Regions from separate parts of the Homo sapiens genome. Here regions 2, 3, 4 and 5 are each linked to region 1. The links are chromatin loops, found by intact Hi-C in ENCODE. Cell type or tissue: OCI-LY7. All regions are shown on one strand.

Region 1 (5,000 bases):
CTGTAACACCCATCACCCCATTGATTTCCAGTATTAATCTGGTAGCAATAACTATCAATCTATATGTACTTACATAGGAGCTTATAGTTCACACACTGCATCACATACATTGGCACATTAAAAAACTTTTTTGCTATCTATTGTTACTGAATAGCTAACACTTGATGATTCAAAGAGTTTTTTTAGGTTTTATTTTGTTTTTAATTGACACATAATAGTTGTACTTATTTATGGGGTACAGTGTGATTTTTAAAGGCAAAATAAGATGAAAAATTGAAAAAGTTATCTGAATAATTCAAACCCAATACTAATGTCATTTGCATCATTCTGTGTTAGCAGACAACTTTCAACTTCCAAATTAACATCAGCATATTTTTTTGTAATTCAATCTTTCAGTAATTAACTATAGTAACTTATCTGCATTGTTCGCTATGTTTTTCTTACCAGGTGAGTAAATTTTAAAGATATTTTACATCTCTTTAATCTTATGATTTCATTTAGTATAGATCTATTTTCCTAAAAAGTTGAAATCATTTTATTACTTTACTTGTACCCTTTTTTTGTTCTTTAAAAAGTTTTAAGGTATAAGTGATTAAAAACAAACAAGCCAACAAAAACTAATATTCTCTCCATATATGATAATAGTAATTATTAAATAAGACTAATAAAGGAAAAATGCCATATATGATAATAGTAATTATTAAATAAGACTAATAAAGGAAAAATGCCATATCAACATTAAATAATAGTATTAAAACGTCAAGAGCTTTCAAATAAATTATTTAATAGTATTACACAATCTGCAAAACAAAAAAATATTTTTAAAAAGCATTAGGACTTTTATATATACAGGGAAACTGAGGCTTAGTGAAGTTAAGTGTCTTACTCACTCCATATTTCATAATTGGAAGAACTGGGACTAGGCTTATATCCTCTGACTTCTGGGCCAGTGATCTTTCTACAGCAGAATCGTGTAGGTGAGAATTAGGCACAGAGTCCAAGGCACAACTTGAATATGGGATTCAGTCACTGCTCATACTGTGGGTTACGTGCAGACTGAATTAGATGGAATAAAGCATACTCTAGGATGTTCCTTCTAGCGTTTTGAGAACTAGTACAGTTTTAGGAACATAAAGAAACTTTCAATTAATATCAGTCATTGTTACTATAGTTATATAGATGTAGGACAAGGACTAAGAGCCTGGGGGAGAAACTCAAAGAAGATGCAAAGGAAAAGGGTTGGGCAGATATAGCATTTTTTTTTTTTTTTTTGAGACAGAGTCTCATACTGTTGCCCGGGCTGGAGTCCAGTGACACGATCTCTGCTCACGGCAACCTCTGCCTCCCAGGATCAAGCAATTCAGCCTCCCGAATAGCTGGGATTACAGGCGCCTGCCGCCATGCCTCACTAATTTTTTGTATTTTTAGTAGAGACGCGGTTTCACTATGTTGGCCAGGCTGGTCTCAAATGCCTGACCTCATGATTCACCCGCCTCTCAGCCTCCCAAAGTGATGGGATTACAGGCCTGAGCCACCACGCCCGTCCAGATCATAGCCTTTTAATTAGCAAGAATTTGAAGTTTTTTTTAACTTTTGCATAGGCTGGGGGAGATGGGTAGAGAGAATCCATCTCTAGTTCTTTACCAGGGCTAAACCTGCATGTTTTACATTTTAATTCACAGCAGTAGTTTTTAGCTTCTTAGTCTTTTCAGTTATTTGGTAACTACTTATTGATTCTAATAAGTGCAAAACACTGCAGGTCTGATTATGAGAGGCACAAAGCTCTATTCTTAAGTAGTGGTTGACAATCTTGCTAAGGAGATAAGTCTTGAACATCTGCATTTCCAATCCAGGGCAGTGAAACAAGGCTGGGAGAGACTTTCAGACACGTGTTAACAGCAGAAGTGAAACAGAATGATTAGCAACTGATTTGTGTTCTTTCTCCCATACGTCTTTGGAAGCCACCTGTGGTGGCAACGGCTGTTAGGCCCCTCAGCAAGCCTCTAGCAAGACCTGTAGCACTGCAATGTCCAAGTACACTGCATTTTGAATATTTGAAGAAATGGTGTCTGGGCCATAACCAGGTTGGCCTTCTTTTCCGCAGGCATTGCCTCTGGGGAGCTCTGCACAGGGCCCCACACTAGCTCTTAAGTCCAGAGGCAGAAGAGTGATAAAGGATGAATGTTTTGCAAAAACCCGTACAGGTCAGCGCTCTTGTCAAAACCTGAATTCACAGAGGCTTGGGTATTTATGCCAAAAAGAAAAATCTGTGAATAAATACATGTACATGGTTTCAAAACAGTGTTTTAAAAATTCATCTTATTCAGGGGTTGTAGATACTAGGCATGACTCCGATTTTTAGGAAAAAACAATGATACATAAAGGTAAAGGAGACAGTTTCATTACTGGCTAGAGAATATGAGATGGCAAATAGTAAATTATGTATGACTTCCACATTTATCTCAAGTGAAAAGCATAAATGTGTCCTAATACTTCATTTCCATTTTTGCTTTTTTTAAAAAAAAACTTACTGATCTCCAAATGAAAGAAAATATATTTTATTAAAAGAACTGCCTATTCTAATATTACTTTACGTGCAAATTCCACTCAAGTCTTCAGCCAAGTTTTCATAAATTACGTAGAGAGAAATTAAGCAAAATTATGCTGACTACCCATTCTCCTGAAAATCCCAGGATTCTTAGTTGTCAGGAAACATATGATTCTTGTATTAACAATGTGGGTAAACCTGGTCAAGGTTCCTTTTGGCCTTGAACTTTACTGCCAGCCTATAGATGGCAGCAAACTTACACACCATTGCCAGAGTCTAACCTTTCCATTGCTACTTCCAATTACTCTTTCCTACTAGTGTTTTTATTATATGGACAAGTTATTTATGATTAGAAGTATTAAGTAATTCATATATGAATATCATAGCTTTACCAGAATACAATTCCAGAACACACTAGAAAATTGAGGGAAAACAAAAGTAAAATGAAAATAATCAGGAATAAGATTGGCAAAAAGTTGATATTCTCATAGTCAAAACTTGTTTTTGGATTTAGTGTTATTGAGTAGAAATTAAAATGGCCTTTTAATCAGGCCATTTGACATAATAACGTTCTTTAGTATTGTTTAAGTTGAACGATGGTGCCCTATTGCATAGTTTAATCATGTGTACTGCCAGTAAAGATTTTCTCTTGAAGTAAGTAAGCTAGAGTTGTTACATTTATAAGAAAACATATCCAATATGCCTAAAATAATAGGTAGCAATGACCAATTAGCAATGATAATAAGTTTTCATGTGAAGGAATCATCACCGAATGTTCTATTGCCATGGTCTTACTATCTGTTGCCCTTTCTGGAATATCATTACCACTTAAGAGAGATTTGATTCCATTTATTGATAGTGAGGCCATATAAACCTTTTGATATCAGTTGTATTCTATCCATCATTAGCTGAGAATGGATTTTTTTTTCACAGAGAATAATAGGAGATAATGAAGATAAAACCAGTTACTAAAACTAGGGTTCAGTGATCATCAGCACATTAATATTTGCATTTTAGGCCCCAAGGAACTGTTTAGAGGACATCTGCCTTATTAGCCCGGCTTCACGAGCCATAAAGGATTTTGTTTTGCATGATTCATTGTTCAACAAAATGTCATAGGAACCAGACCCATTTGCCTTCTAAAGCCACCTGTCTTCTGGCAGAAACAGGTGTGCAGTCTCCTGGAAGAAACAGGTAACATTCTCACTGTAAAGCAGCACTGACCAAAGAAAGGCCACAAGAGAAATATGCTTACAAGGGAGAAGCTGAGACCATGACAGCTTGGCCATTAGTGTGCAAGTATTGGATATGAGAGAGACACCTCTTTGTGTTAGCATCTGTTGAGGCTAAGAATTGGAGCTGGTTAGATATTAACCTCCTAAACTGGTATTTTGGAGTGATTATTTATTAGATAATAATCACCATATTTTTGTTACATCCAATTGCAGGTCTGTCACATATTTATTTATGTGACTTTTTACTTAGGTAGTGATATGGTTTGGCTCTGTGTCTTCACCCAAATCTCATGTCGAATTGTAATCCCCATGTATCCCCCATGCTGTTCTCATGTTAGTGAGTTCTCACAAGATCTGATGATTTAAAAGTGTGACACGTCCCCCCTCCTCTGGCTCTCTCTCCTGAAGCCTTGTGAAGAAGGTGCTTGCTCCTCCTTCCTCTTTCACCATGATTATAAGTTTCCTGAGGCCTCATCAGGCATGTAGAACTGTGAGTCAATTAAACCTCTTTTCTTTATAAATTACCCAGTCTCAGGTAGTTCTTTATAGCAATGTGAAAACGGACTAACACAGGTAGACTTTAAATGAACTCAGTGATCTCATCCACCTCCTTACCCAGCTCTGCTCTGTTTTTATCAATGCAAGAATATCAGGGAAATCATAGAGGGGATGTATTACATATATTTTTTCTAAGACACATAAAAACAGGCACATGATTTAACATTTAAAAATGTTTCTGTGTTTAAACAAAGTTTCTGGCACACTACATGTACTTGATAAATGTTGGCTATTGTTATTATAATTACTTTTTGATCTATATAAATCTGATGGATAATCTACAGTCAATTAGAACAGAGTCATTGCTAAAATGTTGCTAAGTACTATGAAAATTGCAGCAGCTTAATTCTTCCATAATATTTACTGAAATTTTGGAATGGGTACAGGGTTTACTTATGCATCATATGCACCAGAATCTGCACAAAGCCCTTCACATATGATGTTATATCATCAAAGAAGCAATGCTATAAAATAGAGCTAATCACATGCATTTGTCGGATGGGAACACTGAGAGTAGAATTCATTTGTATAAAGCCACAGAGATGGAAGGTAAAGTGTTTTGGAAAGGGATCACAAACTCAGAAGCCTCTAGGCACCAAGAATGTGGCACATCAGTAGCTAAGAGCAGGGAGGTGATAGTGCTTGGTGATGTTAGGTAA
Region 2 (5,000 bases), 270 kb before region 1:
TCTCATTTGTGGAATCTTAAACTTAAACCAATTGAACTCATGGAGATAGAGAGTAGAAGGATGGTTACCATCACTGGGAAATGGAGGGTGGGGGTATTCTGGGGAAGTGGAGAGGGTTAATGGATACAAAAACAATAGTTAGAAAGAATGAATAAGACCTAGTATTTGTTAGCACAACAGAGTGACTGTAGTCAAAATAATTTGATTGTATATTTTTTAAAAACTAAAAGGGTATAATTGGATTATTTGTAACACAAAGGATACATGCTTGAGATGATGGATATTCCATTTACTGTGATGTGATTATTATGCATGCCTGTTTAAAAATATCTCATGTAACCCATAAATATATACATCTACTATGTGCCCCAAAAATTAAAAATTAAAATTAATAAAAAGAAAAAAAGAGGTAACCTTCTGTAGAATAAGGAAGCAATAGCAGCAATGGAAACTGAAGCATGGTAGCTGCCTTGAGAAGTAATCCTTAATATTAGAAGTCACTTTTTTTTGTGTGAGGATCCTTCCATGTAGTAGCTTTATTCTTTGCCTTTGGGAACTTAGCCTTCTTTTGGTCTCCCTCCTGAAAGCTCTATCAACTGCAAGGCTAACTGGATTCAAGGATGGTGCATACTATCTCAGTCTGAGTTTTTCTGGGTAACAGCTCTCTGCCTTTCTTGATACAAATTTATAATCGTTATCATCGAGATGAGGAATTTGTAACTTGGAATACATGGGTGGGTTTTAAAGAGTTAGAAAAATCCCTGTAACTTATTATAATTTTTGAGTAAGATTTTATGTGCATATTCCTATAAAAAGAATCCACAGTTCTAAAAGTGTATATTCTCAAAGGTATCTATTAAGGAAAACAGGGTTCAATGACATAAATGAAACCAGGAATATTAAATGTCTTTGCCAATTTCAAATAACTTTTTAGTAGCACAATCAAGACATCAAGTTCCCAATATAGTTTGAGAAATTATTTGAGTTTTGTGCCAATTATGCATGTATTTCTAAAGGCAAAATACAGAAGCCTTTTCTTCTTACTAAATATGCCCTTCATTCTGGGAATGCCACGATGGCATTATCAGCTTCACCTCACTCCCCATGTCTGGTGATCCTGGCAGAGAACCATCTAGCCAAGAAGATGACTGAGGCCAACCCTTCCTCAATTATTTCTTTTTTTGTAGAAATGCCATTAGTAGCTAGTACAATACCTTTTGCAAAAATATATTGTTTTTATGGCTTCTTGATATTTCCACTTGATGTATTTACATATAGGTAAGTTTATTCTCATATCTTGATTGCCTGAATGGTCTCATAGCAGGATTTGAATAACTAGAGAAAACCTTAATTGTATTTGAGGTGGCTTTTATCTTTTGAAAAAGCTTCTAGATTTAAAACATTACTAGTCTTCGTTTCTTCAGGCTATCATAACAAAATACCATAGACTGGGAGGATCATGAACAACAGAAATTTATTTCTCATGGTACTGGAGTCCAGGAAGTTTAAGATCAAGGCACCAGCTGATTCAGTGTCTGGTGAGAGTACACTCTCAGGGCAAGGCTGGAAGAGTCACCCAGGCAGAGAAATGGCTGAGCAAGTGCAGGAGGTGGCCAGGGCTGAGGGAGTCCTAGCAGGTGAATATGGTGTGTGTTTGACACAAGTAGTATTTGAAGGCTTGCTTCCATCCTGAACTGTTGTTTGTGGAATGTTGGGAAGGGCATTTATTCTCTATGGGTCTCAGAATCACCTATAAAATGGGGTAATTAAGAGACCTTTAAAGTCTAAAATTCTACAATTGCATATACTAGCAGTGAAACATTTTGAATTTGGGATTTATGTCCTCCACCCCCAAATAAATTTTCTGGGGAGGATCTAGGGGCATTAACTCATTCAAATCTTTGCAGGATTCAACATTTATCTTTAATGTAACCCTGAATAGCAGCCAGCTGATTTATAATGGTACATTTTTACATCTTCAATACATAGTAAGGAAGAAACATGAACTGAAACCTTTAGAACAGTTGTAAACAGCATGGAATCATATAGATGTTTTTCCTCTGGAAAAATCAATCAAATATTAGTTCATAAGAATATTTTGATTCAACTAATTAATCAATTATTAATACTTAGAAGTAAATTGTAACTATACATTGTTGGTTGGATTTTGATGTATAAACATAAATTGAGTCTCCTTGTGACTCTATAATACATGCAATGTATTATATGTATGAGATGGCTAACCTTTACAAACATGATTGTTTTTACTCTTGGTATTATTAGACATATTTCCAGGGAAATGCAAACCACAGAAGTAACTTACAGAAAGGGATTTCTATGTAATATTATCTATGCTCCCTTTAGTGGAGGAAGGAGTTTAGCATGGGAAGTAGATCCAAGAGAGCATCTGCTTTCAACAGAATCTTGCACATAAACTCTGATTCCCATGGGTTTAGGGAACATGCTCAGCATGTGGAGCAATGTTTTCTGTTACTTTCATTTTCAAATTTCCTATTGCAAGCCTCTTCTTCAGAGATGTGTTTCTGTTTTAATTGGGCTTTGTCTGTTGCTCTATACCTGTCAGGTCTCAAATGTTGTTCCATAATTCTTAGATACGATTAAATGGTAACCAATTCATCATTATCTCAGAGGCAATTTAAAGCCTTATGAGTTGGATTTTTGTTCACATACACATGGCGAAAAAGAGAGGTTGTCTATGATGAAAGGTGACTGTTTCCCTCAGGGAGGCAGTATAATGCTGTGGTAAAGGGCACAGGTTCTGGAATTCAAATTTCAACTCAGAGGAATTCCAATTCATTCATTCATTTAACAAATTTTTATTGAATTGTTACTATGTCCTAGACACTGTTGTAGGTGCTAGAGTGTAACAGAGAAAAAAAAAACTGCCCTTGTTTATCTTCCATTTTAATGAAGGAATTAAAAACAAACAAGATAAATGAAAACAATATATACCTAAATATATTAGATCATGATAAGCGTAGGGAGAAAAGGAAATTAAAAGAGGGATTAGAAGGTTAAAATTTTAGTTTAGCCCAGGGAGGTCTTACTGAGAAGATATTTTGCCAGGAGCAAATGCATATTGTCTTAGTCCATTTTCTGAGGCTGAGTAATGTATTTTAAAAATAATAATGATAAAAGAGGTTACTTAGCTCATGGTTCTGGTGGCTGGGGAGTTCAAGGTCAGGCAGCTGCATCTGGCCAGAAACCTCATGCCGCATTATGATAGCCGATGGCACCACAAGATAAGAGTGTGTGAAAAAGAGGCAAAACATGAGGGATAATTTTATGGTATAACAACCCACTTTTGTGGAAACTAATCCAGTCCCTGGAGAGTGAGAACTCACTTCCATGAGATAGTATTAATCCCTTCATGAGGGTGGATCCCTCCAAACCCAAATACTTCCCAAAGGTCCCACCACCTCTCAACACCATCACGTTGGGGTCCAAGCCTCCACTTGAGTTTTAGGGAGGACAAACCATATTCCAACCATAGCACATGTGTTGTGTTACCTAGAATTTATGTAATACTTTTCTGCAAAGTTTACAATAGTGTGTCTCTGTCAGAACTCTTTGCTGGGCTTCTGCCAGCATTTGGAAGGGCCTTGTGAAAGTGGGGGATCTTAAGCTTCATTTGCTTCACGTTAAGCACACACCTAAATCTGACACTTATTAATAATCAGGGTGACTTTGGCCAAGTAACTTAACCTCTCTAAAAAGTTCCCAGCTGTGAAATGGAGATAATAAAAGTATTAGTTCACTTTATTGGATATATTATAAGGCTCAGACAAGATGATGTATAAAAAAAATTCGTCATTGTGTTAAGCACAAAATAGATACTAAATTCCTAAATTCTTAAATGCATTCTTATGTGTCCTGTCAGTTTTGCCTACTTGCTTCTTACTTTTTCTTTATTTATTTAACTACCCAGGCTATTTATGTGTTCACCGTCATGTTTTTAAAGCAAAATGTTAGTTAAATTAAAAATCCTGATTTAGCTGAGCTTTTTTAAGGTGCCCAAGTCTGGGAAGAAGGTAAAATGACATAAATGAAGCATCTACCTTTTATATATATTTATTTATTTAAACTTCTATCACACTAGGAGCACTTGCAGTATTATTAAACTCATCTTTTAGATGGAGACAGAGAGGCTGAGAAATATTAAGTAAATTGTCTAGTCACTCAGCTCAAAGAGCTATAACTGGGATTCAGTCACAGATATGTGTACTTAAAAGTTTATACTGTTTCCATAAAGTCTGAATGAATAAAATCTTCCACAGAAATGAATTATTCATAAAATGAAGGTGCTATTATCAGTCTTGACCTTACAAAAATTAATTACCTAAATAAGGCATGGTATTTACATATTTGTACCTGGTCCATTAAGGACTCAGAAGCAGAGGAAATTGGCAAAGATAAGAGGAGAACTGAATTTGATTTTCAGCCTGAATTATTGTTAGTATGTTTAATACGTGTAAATAGGCTAAGAGCATTTGCTGAAGAACACTTAGGAAATAAAGCCATATAATGCTACCCAGGTCTCTTTACAAAATGGCTATTCTCTCAAAAAGTCTACACTTCAGTCTGGCAGGCTCTCCCAGGGGTTGGTGCCTGAGAGCCTGGAGATGAGATCCTGCTCATAGGATCAGCCTACACATTGCATAAAGGCCTCCCCTCCTCTAGCAGCTGGTCCAGTTCTCCTGATTCCCACTGGGGATCCATCTGTTCTTGAATCTCAATGCCAGCCTTGTCCTGTGGGAGCCACTGAAGCTGGTGATGCCCTTGTGGAGTATGCCTGCCCCTGCTCTTACTAATGTAAGATTAGTGATTAGGCCCGACATGGAAGATTGCTCTTCCGGAGTTGAGCTAAAGGACACAAGAACAAAATAAGCATTTCTGATATGGACACTATGACCGCACACTTGCCTGGCAAAGACATCAGCTTATTTCACTTCACTTGAATTGGGGCCAAAAAGGGAGAA
Region 3 (5,000 bases), 550 kb before region 1:
CTAAAGAATTTGAAAATCTGCATACATCCACTAATAATAGAACCTGGGATCCCTGTCCCTCTGCTTCATGAGCAGAGGACAAGCCTGGTTGCACAAGCTAGGAGAGTAACCTATGAGAGCTACCACCACTTTGCTATATCTATAGGATATTGGCACCGTGCCCTAGGAGAAGAGCCTAGTCTCCAGAGTTGCCTGTTTTTGCAGTGAATCTTCTGTAACACTTAAGACTTACCGCTACATAATGGGTGAATCTGCATTCGTACTAAAATTACTCTGAGTTCTAGGACATTGGGCCCAGGGAAGAATTATGTTGGAGGAGTGGTCACAGAAGATAAAGCGGCTGTCAGTGACTGCAAACGACAAGTTCCTTGAAAATACTTTCTCTGTGTTACGAGATCAATGGGCATTCATTGGGATTTATTGATAGGCCAGGGTGATCTACTAAGAAGGTCTGGGTTTTAATGTACTGTTTAGAGAACTGGAAGAGGATTTGATGACCTGCCCTGGAAGCCTATGTGACTTTGGTTAGAAAATCCACCTTTGTGCCTTGATACTTCAGCTGATAGAATGGCAACAATGACAATTGCAGGCCATTAATCGAGGACTGGTACCAGGGCTCCTATTACCTTCTGCTGCAAGGAGGAGGATACTAAACTGATGGTTGAGCCTAGTAGATGCTCCCTTTAGGAGAAGACACTTATCACCTCATCTACTGAGAGTGTTAACTATTGACAGGTCATCGCTGTGTTCCTTTCAGGACAGGGCTACATTGCTCAAGGTCATGCCCTTCCCCTGGTATAACCTTTATCCAGTGACTTTTCATGACAGGATACAAAGGCCCAGCCTTCATGCCTCAACTCAAGACAACTTGAAGTGCCATCTCAGATCCAGAGCTTCATGTATGATTGACTGAGGCCTTTGTCACACCTGCGTCACAGTTCATCTTCTCTTTCTGCCCAGCCTTGCTCTTCTGCTCCCCGCTTCCCTACCAAACCCAAAGGTTGATCCTGAGATGTCCTTCAATAACCTTTCTGCATGTGAATCTTTGCTTTACAGTCTGGTTTCTAGGAAGACCAGTCTCCAAGAAAGAGAGTCTAAGATACTGATTATGACTTAGATATTCTAGAACCAGGATTTTAGCTAAGTTCTTTAGTTTGAGTTTTTAAATACCATTGAAGAAGGGCTTAAGAGATGTTTATCATAAAGGGTCACAAGTTACAAAAGGCTTAGCCATGCTATCATATACTTTCAGGGACCTGCAAGTAGCCAGGAGATGGATTTTGTGTGGACCTGGGAACATTCTAGAACATTAAATATAAAACCTGTCATCTAGGTGTCAGGTTTCTTGGATGGGTACATCTGCTTGCTTAGTGTTATATTGTGTTTACAATGCAGTTTTTATTCAGCCAGCTTGGCTGTTAAAGGGCAACAATCCTCTCGTTCACACCCTGAACGTTGGCGGATTCTAATCCTCCCTCTCTGTTCTGCTGCACTTCCTCTCACTGCAGATAATTTGGGGAAGTTCATTTCCTTTGTTGTCTTTCTCTTGTTCTACACTGAGGCAACATTGTTGTTTCCAGGGAGACAGTGAAAAGAAAAAGTTAATTCAAAGAGCTCTAAAGAGAAATATTAATAAAGTACACGAGAGGCCAGTAATTCAGAGGAAAGCAGAAACATCTTTGAGGAGTCTGCAGATAAACAGAGAGCTTTTCACAAGGACATATGAATATTCAAAGGTCTTCATAAAAGCTGAAATATATTTAGTGATTATAGCAATGGATTAATATTTACCATTAGGGAGCCTATTACTCAATAGTTGGAAAAGCCACAAAACATCTAGGTGCAAAAAGTAAATTATAGATGATACATTTTCTTAACATCTGTCGTTGAATAAGGTTGAGAGCAACCTATCTTTTTCAGTACCCATCCATCAACATAATACCTCTTGTCATTTTCTGTAGTTCACTGTTCTATTCTCCCTAGTACCTTTTATTTCCTTTCATGTTATAGAATTTTGGGACTTTTTGGAAGCGGTCAAAGATAGTCATTATTATCAACCACTGCTGTGCTTCTTTTTATTTAAATCAGAATAGGGAGGTTATGTGGTACTACTGGACAAAGTCTATTACCACTATTAAAAAAGCAACTTGAGAAATCTTAGGTGTGCAAATTAGTGTGGGAGTGGTCAAAGAGAGACAGAGAGTGAAGTGATAGGCCAAGGTGAAATTTGAAGTCTACACCAACGGGCAGTGAAGACGGCAGAGCAAGAGGTATTTAGTCATCTGGATGTGTCATCTTAAGTCGAATGGGGAAGAGGCAAATTCAGCTTTTCAAATAACTGCTTTTTCTAAAACAACAAAACTATCAAAAAATGACTTAATAGTGAGAAGGTAGGCAGAATAAATGATCTGTGGCCTTTTATGTATTGGTCTGTGCTTACCTAAGTAATAGCTGTTTTGATGTAGTCAATGGCCCCTGGCCATGCACTGGGGGCTTTCTTCAATCCAAGAAAAAGTGTGGCCACTGGCCACTAGAGAGCAGCAGAGAGCTAAGAACAGATCTGAGGCTCCTGATGGAGGGACTTCGACACGCCAAGGTTACCACCTCCATCAACCCGCTACCTGAGATAGATGTTCTCCCCACCCCAACCCACTTTGTTGTTGTTGTAGTTTTTGTTTGTTTGGGGAAGATATTCCAATCAAGACGCTGCTTCTGAGGTTGAATGATGCCGGGTTATCATTCAGGAAGTTGTAGCTGTAAAACCTCTCTGTGCCTCAAGGTTGTCATCAGTAAAATGGGGCTACTAATAGCACATAACACACGGAGCTTCTGTGAGCACTAAGCACAAAGACACGGGCATTCAGTGGCTACTCAGTGAACAGTGCCATCGTAAACATCATAATCATTCTGTGGGACTGGGCTTGTTCAGAGCGTTTGGGGTTAAGGTTTCTTTAGACTACTTGGTGCAGGACAGATTTCCTAATTAATTATAGTAGTGTTTCCTTCTGAGCTCAGAAGTGGTTTACAGTCTGCGTCCCCACATGCTGCAGCTGCAATCACTCTCAAATAGCCTCTCACAGATGAGGAGACCTGGCTCACTAAAGATGATAGAACTGACGGGAGATGGAATTAAAGTCTTAAAGAATCCCCTGCCTAGATACCACTCAGGACATAGGCAGTGGCAAAGATTTTATGATGAACATGGGAAAAGTAATTGAAACAAAAACAAAAATTGACAAACGGGGTCCAGTTAAACTACAGAGATTCTGTACAGCAAACAAACAAAAAACCACCCCCCTCCAAAAAAAAAAGCTGTCAACAGAGTAAACAGACAGAATGGCAGACAATTTTTGCAAACTATGCGTTCAGCAAAGGTCTAATATCCATCATCTATGAGAAACTTAAAAAAAATTTACAAGAAAAAAACCACAACCCCATAAGGAAGTGAGCAAAAAAATAGACACTTTACAAAAGAAGATATGCATGCAGCCAACAATCATATGAAAAAAGCCGAACATCACTGATCATTAGAGAAATGCAAATTAAAACCACAATGAGATAGCATCTAACACTAGTCAGATGGCTATTATTACAAAGTCAAAAAATAACAGATGCTGGTGAGGTTGTGGTGAGAAAAGGATGCTTATTAGTTCAGCCATTGTGGAAGACAGTGTGGCGATTCCTAAAAAACCTAAAGAAGACAGAAATACCATTAACCCAGCAATCCCATTACTGGATATATACCCAGAGGAATATAAATCATTCTGTTATAAAGACACATGCATGCGTATGTTCATTGCCAAACTATTCACAATAGCAAAGACATGGAATCTATCTAAATGCCTGCCAATGACAGACCAGATAAAGAAAATGTGGACCATGGAATATTATGCAGCCGTAAGAAATGAATGAGATCGTGTCCTTTGTGGGTACATGGGTGGAGCTGGTAGCCATTATCCTTAGGAAATTAACACAGAACAGAAAACCAAATACCGCATGTTCTCATAAGTGGGAGCTAACTGATGAGAACACATAGACACAAAGACGGGAACAACAGACATTGGGGCCTTTCAGAGGGTGAAGGGTGAGAGGAGGGACAAGATCAGGAAAAGTAACTACTGGGTACTAGGCTTGATACCTGGGTGATGAAATAATCTTTACAACAAACCCCCATGACACAAGCTTACCTATGTAACAAACCTGCATTTGTACCCCTGAACTTAAAATAAAAGTTGAAAGGAAGAACCCCCCTGCCTAAAAGTGATGTTCCTTCTGAAAGTAGGAGAGGCTGGTTTGGAACAATGAAATTAGAAAATATGGTTTCATTACCTTTCAGCCAAAGGTCACTTTAATTGGGCAACTTTATTTTAATTAGAAGTTTTTAGGGTCTTGCTGTTCCCAAAATGTTGGTCTTCAAGAAGGTTAATATTTCTGTAATATAGGTAAATTCCAAACTGGCCCTTGGTTGGATATTCCAGTAAAATAAGAGCTTACTGAGCCCCTGCTCTGGACACAGTATTGTGCTGGATTCTATGGGAGATCCAGGCAGTGTGGAAGAAATGGTCTACAATTCAGGATCATAACAGCCGACACAGTAGGGGGCTGGATGAATCCAAGATGCTTTCCTGTATTTATTACTTCCTGAGGGATTTTTCTGCACAGAAAGGTAACTGGAAGATGTAACTCACTAGTTTTCCAAATAATGACTCATAGGGTTAAGACTGGAGTCACAATGCCAGAACCATATTTCTTTTGTTCACACTCTGAGGGGTGTCGTAAATATCACAAACTATTGACTTTTCACTACCTGTTTTCTCTTTTTTCTGGTTAATGATGCATCCAAGTTGGCTTAATGGACAAAGTTACTCACTAATCACCAGGATAGACAAGTAAACAAAAAAGATCTACAGTAAAAGTATAGTGTGGGGAAAATAAATTGGGGCTTTGGTTGAAGTACGCTAAATATAAGTCAATGGTGGGATGTGGCAGGCAAAAGAGAT
Region 4 (5,000 bases), 160 kb after region 1:
CCGGCTCCCTCAGCCTGCAGGGAGGTGTGGAGGGAGAGGCACGGGCGGGAACCGGGGCTGCGTGCTGCGCTTGCGGGCCAGCTAGAGTTCCGGGTGGGCGTGGGCTTGGCGGGCCGCGCACTCGGAGCGGCCAGCCGGCCCTGCCGGCCCCTGGTAGTGAGGGGCTTAGCATCCTGGCCAGCAGCTGTGGAGGGTGCGCCGGTTCCCCCAGCAATGCTGGCCCACCGGCGCTGCGCTCGATTTCTCGCTGGGCCTTAGCTGCTCCCCCGCGGGGCAGGGCTTGGGACCTGTAGCCTGCCATGCCTGAGTCTCCCCGCCCCGACGACGCCGTGGGCTCCTGCGCGGCCTGAGTCTCCCGGACGAACGCCGCCTCCTGCTCCAAGGCGCCTGGTCCCATCAACCGCCCAAGGGCTGAGGAGTGCGGGCGCACGGCGCGGGGCTGGTAAGCACCTCCACCTGGGGCCCCAGTGGGAGATCCACCAGGTGAAGCCAGCTGGGCTCCTGAGTCAAGTGGGGACTTGAGAATCTTTATGTCTAGTTAAGGGATTGTGAATACACCAATTGGCACTCTGTATCTAGCTCAAGGTTTGTAAATGCACCAATCAGCACTTTGTGTCTAGCTGAGGGTTTGTAAATACACCAGTCAGCACTCTGTATCTAGCTAATCTAGTGGGGACGTGGAGAACTTTTGTGTCTAGCTCAGGGATTGTAAATGCACCAATCAGCACCCTGTCAAAACGGACCAATCAGCTCTCTGTAAAACAGACCAATCGGCTCTCTGTAAAATGGACCAATCAGCAGGATGTGGATGAGGCCAGATAAGAGAATAAAAGCAGGCTGCCTGACCTAGCAGTGGCAACCGTTGGGGTCTCCTTCTGCATTGTGGGAGCGTTGTTCTCTCACTCTGCAGTAAATCTTGCTGCTGCTCATTCTTTGGGTCCACACTGCCTTTATGAGCTGGAACACTCACTGCGAAGGTCTGCAGTTTCACTCCTGAAGCCACCGAGACCACAAACCCACCGGGAGAAAGGAACAACTCCAGACGCGCCGTCTTAAGAGTTGTAACACACACTGGGAAGGTGTGCAGCTTCACTCCTGAGCCGGGGAGACCACGAACCCACCAGAAGGAAGAAACTCCGAACACATCCGAACTTCAGAAGGAACAAACTCTGGACACGCCGTCTTTAAGAACTGTAACACTCACCGCAAGGGTGGTGGCTTCACTCTTGAAGTCAGACCAAGAACCAACCAATTCCAGACACAGAGATATGTTTGCCATACAAATTATTGTTCTGCCGGGTAAATGAAGTTGCATGTATCTTTCAATATAAAATAAGTGCAAATTTTATATGCCTGTTTGGGAAAAATAGTACCTTTGTTTGATTTAAAACACTTTTCTTCTGTTTTTAAATTTTAGACTTTTCTAATGGAGTTGTATATAGCTGTTTTTGAGCAGCTGTTTGTAAATGAGAAGCTGTGATGGAAGAATCTTAGGAAAGTGATGAAGGCTGTTCTTTATTTCAACCCTAAAGAGACTATGAAAAGGAACTAGACTGAGCAAACACTAAACTTGGATTATTGTGTTGTGATGTGATTGTGTCCTTTAGGCCAAAGGCGAATACCCCAACAGTATGATTGGGAGTTGGGTTTCTCCTGAAGGGAATGGCATTTCCTACAATCGATAAACCTGGGAAGAGTTCAAAGATGGGACAGGAAATAAGGAATTGAAACACGCGGCCTGGATTTTTAAACTTCATAGGGGACAGACTCTTTTGCTATTATGTCTACTCAAGGTCGAGTAAACACAGGTGTTCACATGATGATGATGCCTTGGTTGCGTGTAAAAAGACTCAGAATTTAAGTAATTCGAGTAACTAATTACTAGGCCATATCAGGAAATGACTGACTTCCAATTGCCAAATGGCTTGTGGTGCCATCATTTGAACAATCCCAGATTGAGTTCCATTAATTGCAATGATAACAGACAAACCACTGTGTTATGCAATTATGAATACAAGGTCATTGTTGTGATGTCTATAAAATGCCTTAATGTGGGGGATAATCTTCTATGTACCACATTGGTGTTGCCAATACATGTTTCTGCCGCAAAACAGACAATAGACCCAGAGATTCTGTTCCCCAATAAATTGCCACTAGGGGGCAGCAGGAGTTTATTTAATACAAAGTAAAATCAAAAGTATTTTTTTCTTTTCTCTTTTTTTTTCTTTTTGAGACAGAGTCTCGCTCTGTTGCCCAGGCTGGAGTGCAATGGCACAATCTCAGCTCACTGCAAGCTCCACCTCCCGCGTTCACGTCATTCTCCTGTCTCAGCCTCCCGAGTAGCTGGGACTACAGGCGCTCGCCACCACGCCCAGCTAATTTTTTGTATTTTTAGTAGAGACGGTGTTTCCCAGTGTTAGCAGAATGATCTCGATTTCTGACCTCGTGATCCTCCCGCTTCGGCCTCCCAAAGTGCTGGGATTACAGGCGTGAGCCACCGCGCCTGGCCTAATCAAAGTATTTTCTAAAGTACCAATGTTCATACTAGCAGTAACAAAATAGAGGTGTAGTAATGAGTTCTCACTGACTTTTCTCTTTTGCAGATTGGTTTTTAGAAGACTATAAGCAATCAAAATAAGACTAGAAGAAAGTCTTGAAGCACCTTTGACTGTTTTCAAAGAAAGCAGATGGATGATATCTGGATTTGCCTGATGCATCCTAATCTGTACCAAAGAAACTGTATTTCAATGGTTTTGTCTCTTTCTGTGTTACAAGAGCAGCCACTCCACTGCTCTTTCATTCAGTGTTTCCATACAAACCATGTTCTATGTCATTTTCATAATTTTCAAATGACTGAATCTTCAGTTAAGAGAATTATTTGATCTCAGAGACTTAAATCCCTAATCAATGCAGAAAAAAATTTAATAGGAAAGCTTCAGCATAACTTTCATATATTGTAAGGCACAGAATCCTGTTATTTCTCTTCCTGAATGATTCCAAAATTTCCCTCCCCCTCCCGCTTCTACTGCCTAAATTTAAGTCTGTTATCTCTCCCCTGTGTCATTACAAAAGCCTCCTAATTTGTCTCCCTGCAACTGGTGCCTCCTTCATCTGACTCAAGCTCTCCCTGCAGCTAAAGTTTTTGTTAATGCGACTGGATAAGAGTTCTGTCTACTCTCCCTTAGTCTCGTTTGTGGGTCCTTCGTCCTCTTTCTGACCTCAAAATCTCTATCTTCTATGTTAGTCTTAACCAATTTATACTCCTTCCCTAAGGGATATCATATTGTCCAATGGCAGTAGAGACCAGATTAATGTTTTGGACTCTCTTCAGTCCCTGAGTTGTAACATTCGTTTTCACATTCATTTGAATGTTGAATAAGCATCTCAACTTCACAAGTCCAAAATAGATCTCTTGATTTCTCAAGCTCCCACCAACCAGTGCCTCCGGCCTTCTCCATATCTATAAATGGCATCATCCTGACTTTGTTATTCATGCTCAGATCATGACTCTCTCTGCCTGAAAATCCATATCACATTCATTACCAAGTCTTGTCAGTTTTGCCTGCAAAATATTCCCAAGAATCTATCTCTTAATCCTCTGTCACCACCACAACCAATTCTTGCATTGTTCTCACGAAGAAGGCAACAATTAACTCCTAACTCACTTCCCTGCTTCCACTCTTGCCCCAGTCAATCAATTCACACAGAAGATGAATGACTTTTAAAAAATCAAATTGTGTGACTTCTTTGTCCTATACTCTTTAATTATTTCCTACTGGAAAAATTATGAAATGTAATCTTCTGTCCATGCTCGTTAAGACTCTTCATAATATGAACCTATCTCTCTTTCTGACCTTATTTCTTATCACTCTTGTACTTATTCCTTCCACTGTATTCATAGTCATCTTTCCAATCCTTGTACATACAGTACTGTCCCACTTTCAGGCCATTCTACTTGCTGTTCTGTTGGCTCAGAAGCTTCCCCCGACATCTTTTCATGACTTGCTCTTTTATATCCACTTTTGCTTCAGGTCTTTTCTCAGAGAGGCCTTCCCTATACTAGAACTGTCTCAACTAGAACCTCCCGGGATAGCCTGTTGCATTGGTGGTTTCTAATGAAGCAAGGTCCCTGGGGTTCACACACGAATGTGGTCCCTTCCCTTGAAACAGGGCTAACTCTGGGGCTCAATATAATCAACAAGGGAGGTGACACATTGCTGTTTATGGGCCCAAGCCATAAATGGCCTCAAGAGTTCTGCTTTTGTGTTCATTCGTTTAAAAATATGCATAAATCTAGATATGTTCACTCTCCATTTGTGCCTTTCCTACTGCATGTAAATATTCAAATGAAGATTTTTGCATAAAAGTAAAAAAATCTTTTTTCTCCTTTGTGACTGACTACAGAATTGTTAGGTATACTCAGAGATACCGTCTGGCACACACAGGTGTGGCTCATTGGCCTGTTTCTTATTGGTCATTGGTGCCCATGGGTACCAATTACAACATATTCTCATTACCTCTGCCTAGGTTCCATGATATTAATTATCTACAAATAGTTCAGTCTGCCTATAGATCTCTCTAGTCCACCCTTTCTAAGATCAGCAATACATTTCTCTTAGTCAAAATCCAAAAACATTGATTCTCTTTCCTAAACCAGCTACTTCAAGACACACCCTATCCTCCTTCCATACGATTATAACATACTGACCATCTCTTATGTTTCAGAAACATTCTTCTACTTGTACTTTGGAATCCAATGAACTCTCTCTCTCTCTCTTCACTTCCTCTCTTTAGAGTAATCTTCCTTTGGTATATTCAACCTCTCTTTTGTATTGGTTCTTAAGGATGCTCAAATACATACATTCATACATATATATAATATTTCAAATAAATATGTAGAGAAACATAAGTCAACATTTACTCTCCTTCAGGTATCACTTTGACTTGTTATCCATGCAGAATCATGTCTCTCTAAATAAATTTTTCTACCTGCTTCTTCC
Region 5 (5,000 bases), 600 kb after region 1:
AGGCTGTGTCCCTTGTGTAGCTAAATTATGTATTGGACAGCCAAAGAGGCAAGGTGTCCTTTAATGTCAAAACAAATGGTATCAGGAAGTTAAAAAACAGAAAGGTGAAATAGGAAGTTAAAAATTTCCTAAGTGCCTACTTAGTCTATGTATATGTATATAGAAAATAAGGAACTGCCTATGAAATCAAGAAAAAAAAAAGAAAGAAAGAAAGAGGAGGAGAAGGAAAGAGAAGAAAGGGGGAGGGAGGAAAAGAGGGAAGGGGGAAAGATAACCAAACGCTCTCACAGATCATCATAAAATTGGCAACTGGCAAAACCATTCAGGAAGATCATGCAGTTGGATTGATGACTGAACACATTTTGTGACTGAGTCAGTGTTGCTCCTACTATTTCCCCACTCCTGCAGAGAGAGACTGGCGGATGGGTAACAGGAACCGCTCTCTCAGCTTCTGTTTCAGCCAACAGCCAGTATTTGCTGCAAGATGAAGCCTGGCAGGAATCTAACAGGCTAAGCGTGATGGCCAGCCAGACTGCGTGTGAAGCCACTGCCTGAGGATAAATGAGGGGAGGCAACAACCTCTACAACAACATAGTAGTGGCAGCTTGTTCATCACAAGCCGCATCACAACAGATGCAGTGGTAATTAAATTTGGGGTGTGGATCTCAGGCAGTCACTTTCAAATAGGCTGTCAAATTTAAATAGAACCGCATCCAAAGAGTTTCTGCCTGGCCATCTGCATTTGGGAGGGGGTTTTATTTATCAAGACCCAGCAGCCAGATTGCTTTTAGTACCAAGCTTATGGATTCTAATAAGTTTTTTCTGCTTAATTACTTGCCTATTTTACTACAATGACTACTGTGGACTGTGTTCTTTGGAACTGACAAAGCCTTTTGCCCACTATAGTTATTTCCTGATTAAAAATAGGCCATCCAATGTTGTGTGCAAGTTATGTTAATTCACAATAAATATATTTTGTCTTGCATGACCACAGACATTTTCACTGATTATTCCAGAAAGCTTATGTTATTGATAGGACCTATATTATAACTATCCTAGGATAAAGGTGGGTAGATATATGCAGAGCAATGAGACATCTCGCGAGTGAGTAGAAAACAAACTTCTATTCCAGTAATTGTTGAACTATACCATACTGTTTTTCAGTTCATTCCTTTTTTAAAAAAACGTATAACCTTGCCACCAGTAGATTTTGATATCCAAAATAATACCTCAGAGTAATCATTTACGGGAGAAACTCTGGGATGGAATTTTCTATTGCTGTCTACTCAGTCAGCTTTGATGATAAGCCTACTGCAATAAATACTAAACATTCACTTCATTATTATTCTTTTTCCAAATTGGCAGAAAGCCAGCCCTAGATGATATTCCACTTAAATTTCTAACGTTTGTGTAGAATAATATTTGTAATAAATCAGATTATCAATCTTGGTCAGACAATTCACTGCCTAAAACATAAAGCTCCCCAAGGGTCTGAAAGCCAGTAAATCCTAGGTGGAAAATTATCTCATTAAATCTAAACCCAAGTCTACATGAGACAAATGTTTCCAAGCTCTACTTTGCAGTCCAAACATTCCTGGATCCTCCCATGGATGTTGAGATTCCCTCCCCTTTCACCCTTTTCATCTTTCATCTATCGGTAATGTGCATACCCATGCACACACACATGCAAACAACTGATATTCAAGCATAGGGAAGGGCTCAATCTAGACTGCAAAGTTAACTACTAAGAAATTAAAATAATGAAAAGCTCTATCCTATATGAAACATAGAAGCACTAATTAAATAATATGTAAGCACCCAGGACTAAGTATACATGTAGACAGATTTAATGAAGTAATATAATGGTGATCTGGAATTAGTTCTGATCCAAAAAATCTTCCCTCATTTGATTATTATTGGTACCTCATTTATTTAAATGAAGAAGAACTAAAATTTAATGCAAATATAGTTGAGAGTTGCACTTACTGAATTGGCAAATGTTTACTAAACTCTTAACTGTGCAATGAGCAAGATGCTATAAAAACTGTGTGTAAAATATAGGCCTTGATCAGAGCTAGTCCACAATCCTTTTGCAAAGAGAAGGCTCACACACAGTAAATAATGCAAAGCAGAGTGTGACCAAGGATTAAAACTGATTCCTTTATAAATCCTATATAAAAAGATACAATGTGTATCTTTTAAGAAAAGTCTCGTGGAATCTACTTTGGAAATAATGGTTGAAAGATTATCATGAAGGCAACAGATTGGAAAAACCAAGTGATTCCAAAATAATCCAGGGCCTATGGCCACTGAATTTATGTAAAAGAAAAGTCTAGGAAAGAGCCTGAGAAATGGTTTAAATTTGATTAAGAGGTAAGAACATAGCTTTAATAGAATTGTGTCTGGGGTTTCTGGTTAATGAGGAGAGCCATGAGTCATTTTGCTGAGCATGGCTAGCATAGGAGTTTTAAGAAATAAGGGTGTAGTCCATAAAGGAGGGGGATTAATATGGTTTGGCTTTGTGTCCCCACCCAAATCTCATCTTGAATTGTAATCCCCATGTGTCCAGGGAGAGACCTGGTGGGAGGTGATTGGATCATATTTCCCCTTCACTCTCTCTCTCTCCTGCCACCTTGTGGAGAAGGTGTTTGCTTCTCCTAAACTTTCTGCCAAAATTGCAAGTATGCTGAGGGCTCCCCAGCCATGCCGAAGTGTGAGTCAATTAAACCTCTTTCCTTTGTGAATTACCCAGTCTCAGGTAGTATCTTTATAGCAGTGTGAGAATGTACTAATACAGGGATCATTTGATGACAGACATGTTGATGAAATGAATGGAGAGGCAGATGATATTATAAGAAGTGAAACACCAAGCAGAACAGAGAGACCTGTGCAGAAAACTGCCAACAGTCTTAAGTTGAAAATATCCCCTAAATGAGAGACATCTTTTGTCAATACTTCATGTCAAATAAGCTTGGTAATTTTAGTCAGTTATTAAACATCTAACCAACACTGGGCAAATTATTTTCATTGTTTCCTAGAAGATTTTGGGTGAGGAGGCAGGCATGTAGAGTCCACAAAATAACTATAACTACCAAGGAAGGGAGGATTCCAAGAAGACAAAAACACGACTTACTAAAGAGACTAGCAAATTGTACACAGGATTTCATCCATTGCCCAGCAATGGCCAGCTCTGAGGAGAATGATGTTTGTGGCTTCTTTCCTGTTAGAAGAGTTAGACTGAGTTTAAGACAAAAATAGGTATGCTCCTACCTACCCTATAAAATGAACACAAATAATTCAAGGGTGTAGTGAATGAAAATATTCCCACAATAGCAATGTAGAAAGCAAACTATGCTTTAAATCACAGCAGAAAGAACATGCCTTTGAAACTTTAGGCAATTAATTTTATGAGTCAACCTTTATTGAATTCCTATAATGCGCTGGGTTCTTTCCAGTTTTCTCAGAACCTGAGTTGGATATAACATGTATACAGTGTTTACGTTAATAATATTTTCAGAGATAAAGTTGCATTATGTACCTGGAGCATACAGTTGTAAACATTGTGAATAATATATTCATATATTTACTGATTGATATGGTTTGGCTCTGTGTCCCCATCCAAATCTTGTCTTGTAGCTCTCATAATTCCCACGTGTTGTGGGAGGGAACTGGTGGGAGATAATTGAATTATGGGGGCGGGTCTTCCCCATGCTGTTCTCAGATAGTGAATAAGTCTCACGAGATCTGATGCTTTTAAAAATGGGAGTTTCCCTGCACAAGTTCTCTCTCTTTGCTTGCCACCATCCAAGATATGACTTTCTCCTCCTTGTTTACAACCATGATTGTGAGGCCTCCTTGGCCATGTGGAACAGTAAGTTCATTAAACCTCTTTTCTTTGTAAATTTCCCAGTCTTGGGTATGTCTTTATCAGTAGATTGAAAATGAACTAATACACTGATTAAAGCCCTCATTTCTTCCATTTCAGGGCTAATTTTATACAAGTGTTGAAGCATAAGTTTTTTTCATTTAAGCTATCCTTTTAACTTATTGATTTCTTAACTCAGTGGTTCTCATAATGTGTCTGGGATGCACAGCATCAATTTCACCTGAGAACTTGTTAGAGTTGTAATTTCTAGGCCTTCACTCAGGCCAAATGAGTCAGAACTTGGGGGGGTAGAGTCCAGTGATTTGGGTTTTAAGGAGCTTTCCAGGTGATTCAGACACATACTCTAAAGTTTGAGAAGTATTGCATCACAGCCCAAGGCATGGTGAACTCCCAACTTGCTCTCCTTTTATCCTTTAATATTTGTAATCTCTAGGTTGACATATGTGGCTTCATATCTATATGGACTAGGATTTGTTAAGAGCAATTGTACATATATTGTACATTAACATAATTGGTGTATTTGTATATGTATGTTGCCTTTTTGTTTTTTGTTTTGTTTTGTTTTGTTTGAGATGGAGTCTCACTCTGTCATCCAGGCTGGAGTGCAGTGGTGTGTGATCTCAGCTCACTGCAACCTCCACCTCCCAGGTTCAAGCGATTCTCCTGCTTCAGCCTCCTGGGTAGCAGGGACTACAGTCATGTGGCACCAAGCCTGGCTAATTTTTCATATTTTTAGTAGAGACGGGGTTTCACTGTGTTAGCCAGGATGGTCTCGATCTCCTGACCTTGTGATCCACCCGCCTCGGCCTCCCAAAGTGCTGGGATTACAGGCGTAAGCCACCGCACCCAGCTGTATATGTATGTTGTCTTTCCACAGTGAGTTTATGGGCTTTTTGTAGACTGAGACTATTTCCTACTTTGACATAAATTCGTCGTTGTCAACTTGTTTTTGTGCCTCAGCAGACATTTGCCAATGTCTGAAGAAGTTTTTTATGTCATCATGGAGGTAGATGCAACTGGCATCTGGTGGGTAGCATTCAGTGGTGCTTCTAAATGTCCTATAATAAGCAGGATACTGCCCCACCTCAATAAAATTATCTGGCCCTAAATGTTA

What was found. A loop is a pair of places that touch in the nucleus more often than their neighbours do. Peaks named below come from ENCODE experiments on the same cell type or tissue, not always from the same donor. Only the 100,000 strongest peaks of a DNase experiment are listed, where the experiment ranks them.
Region 2: a loop joins it to region 1, with 5 times the contacts of the local background. A loop is called at or near these places in 3 of 110 quality-filtered maps.
Region 3: a loop joins it to region 1, with 5 times the contacts of the local background. A loop is called at or near these places in 6 of 110 quality-filtered maps.
Region 4: it touches region 1 in a loop (2.6-fold over the local background); 3 of 110 quality-filtered maps call a loop at or near these places.
Region 5: a loop joins it to region 1, with 6 times the contacts of the local background. A loop is called at or near these places in 2 of 110 quality-filtered maps.

The regions. Positions count from the first base shown.
Region 1 is chr14:87,064,209-87,069,208 of GRCh38, reverse strand. No RefSeq gene overlaps it. Among named protein-coding and RNA genes, the nearest start is that of LINC01148, 160 kb to the right of the region's middle. In OCI-LY7, CTCF peaks have their summits at 2,582 and 2,793 (motif pointing right); DNase peaks (open chromatin) are centred at 1,928, 2,788, 3,668 and 4,218; H3K4me3 peaks cover 2,644 bases; H3K27ac peaks cover 5,000 bases.
Region 2 is chr14:87,332,937-87,337,936 of GRCh38, reverse strand. No RefSeq gene overlaps it. Among named protein-coding and RNA genes, the nearest start is that of LINC02296, 280 kb to the left of the region's middle. In OCI-LY7, CTCF peaks have their summits at 2,545 and 2,747; a DNase peak (open chromatin) is centred at 2,726; H3K4me3 peaks cover 503 bases.
Region 3 is chr14:87,613,780-87,618,779 of GRCh38, reverse strand. No RefSeq gene overlaps it. Among named protein-coding and RNA genes, the nearest start is that of LINC02296, 2.8 kb to the right of the region's middle. In OCI-LY7, CTCF peaks have their summits at 2,315 and 2,519 (motif pointing right); DNase peaks (open chromatin) are centred at 1,509 and 2,549; H3K4me3 peaks cover 946 bases; H3K27ac peaks cover 617 bases.
Region 4 is chr14:86,900,846-86,905,845 of GRCh38, reverse strand. It overlaps LINC01148 (long intergenic non-protein coding RNA 1148), which reads right to left and starts at 68. Exons shown (of 5, transcript NR_038445.1): 1 at 1-68. In OCI-LY7, a CTCF peak has its summit at 2,138 (motif pointing right); a DNase peak (open chromatin) is centred at 2,145.
Region 5 is chr14:86,460,026-86,465,025 of GRCh38, reverse strand. No RefSeq gene overlaps it. Among named protein-coding and RNA genes, the nearest start is that of LINC02309, 130 kb to the right of the region's middle. In OCI-LY7, CTCF peaks have their summits at 2,438 and 2,642 (motif pointing left); no DNase peak of the experiment used is centred here.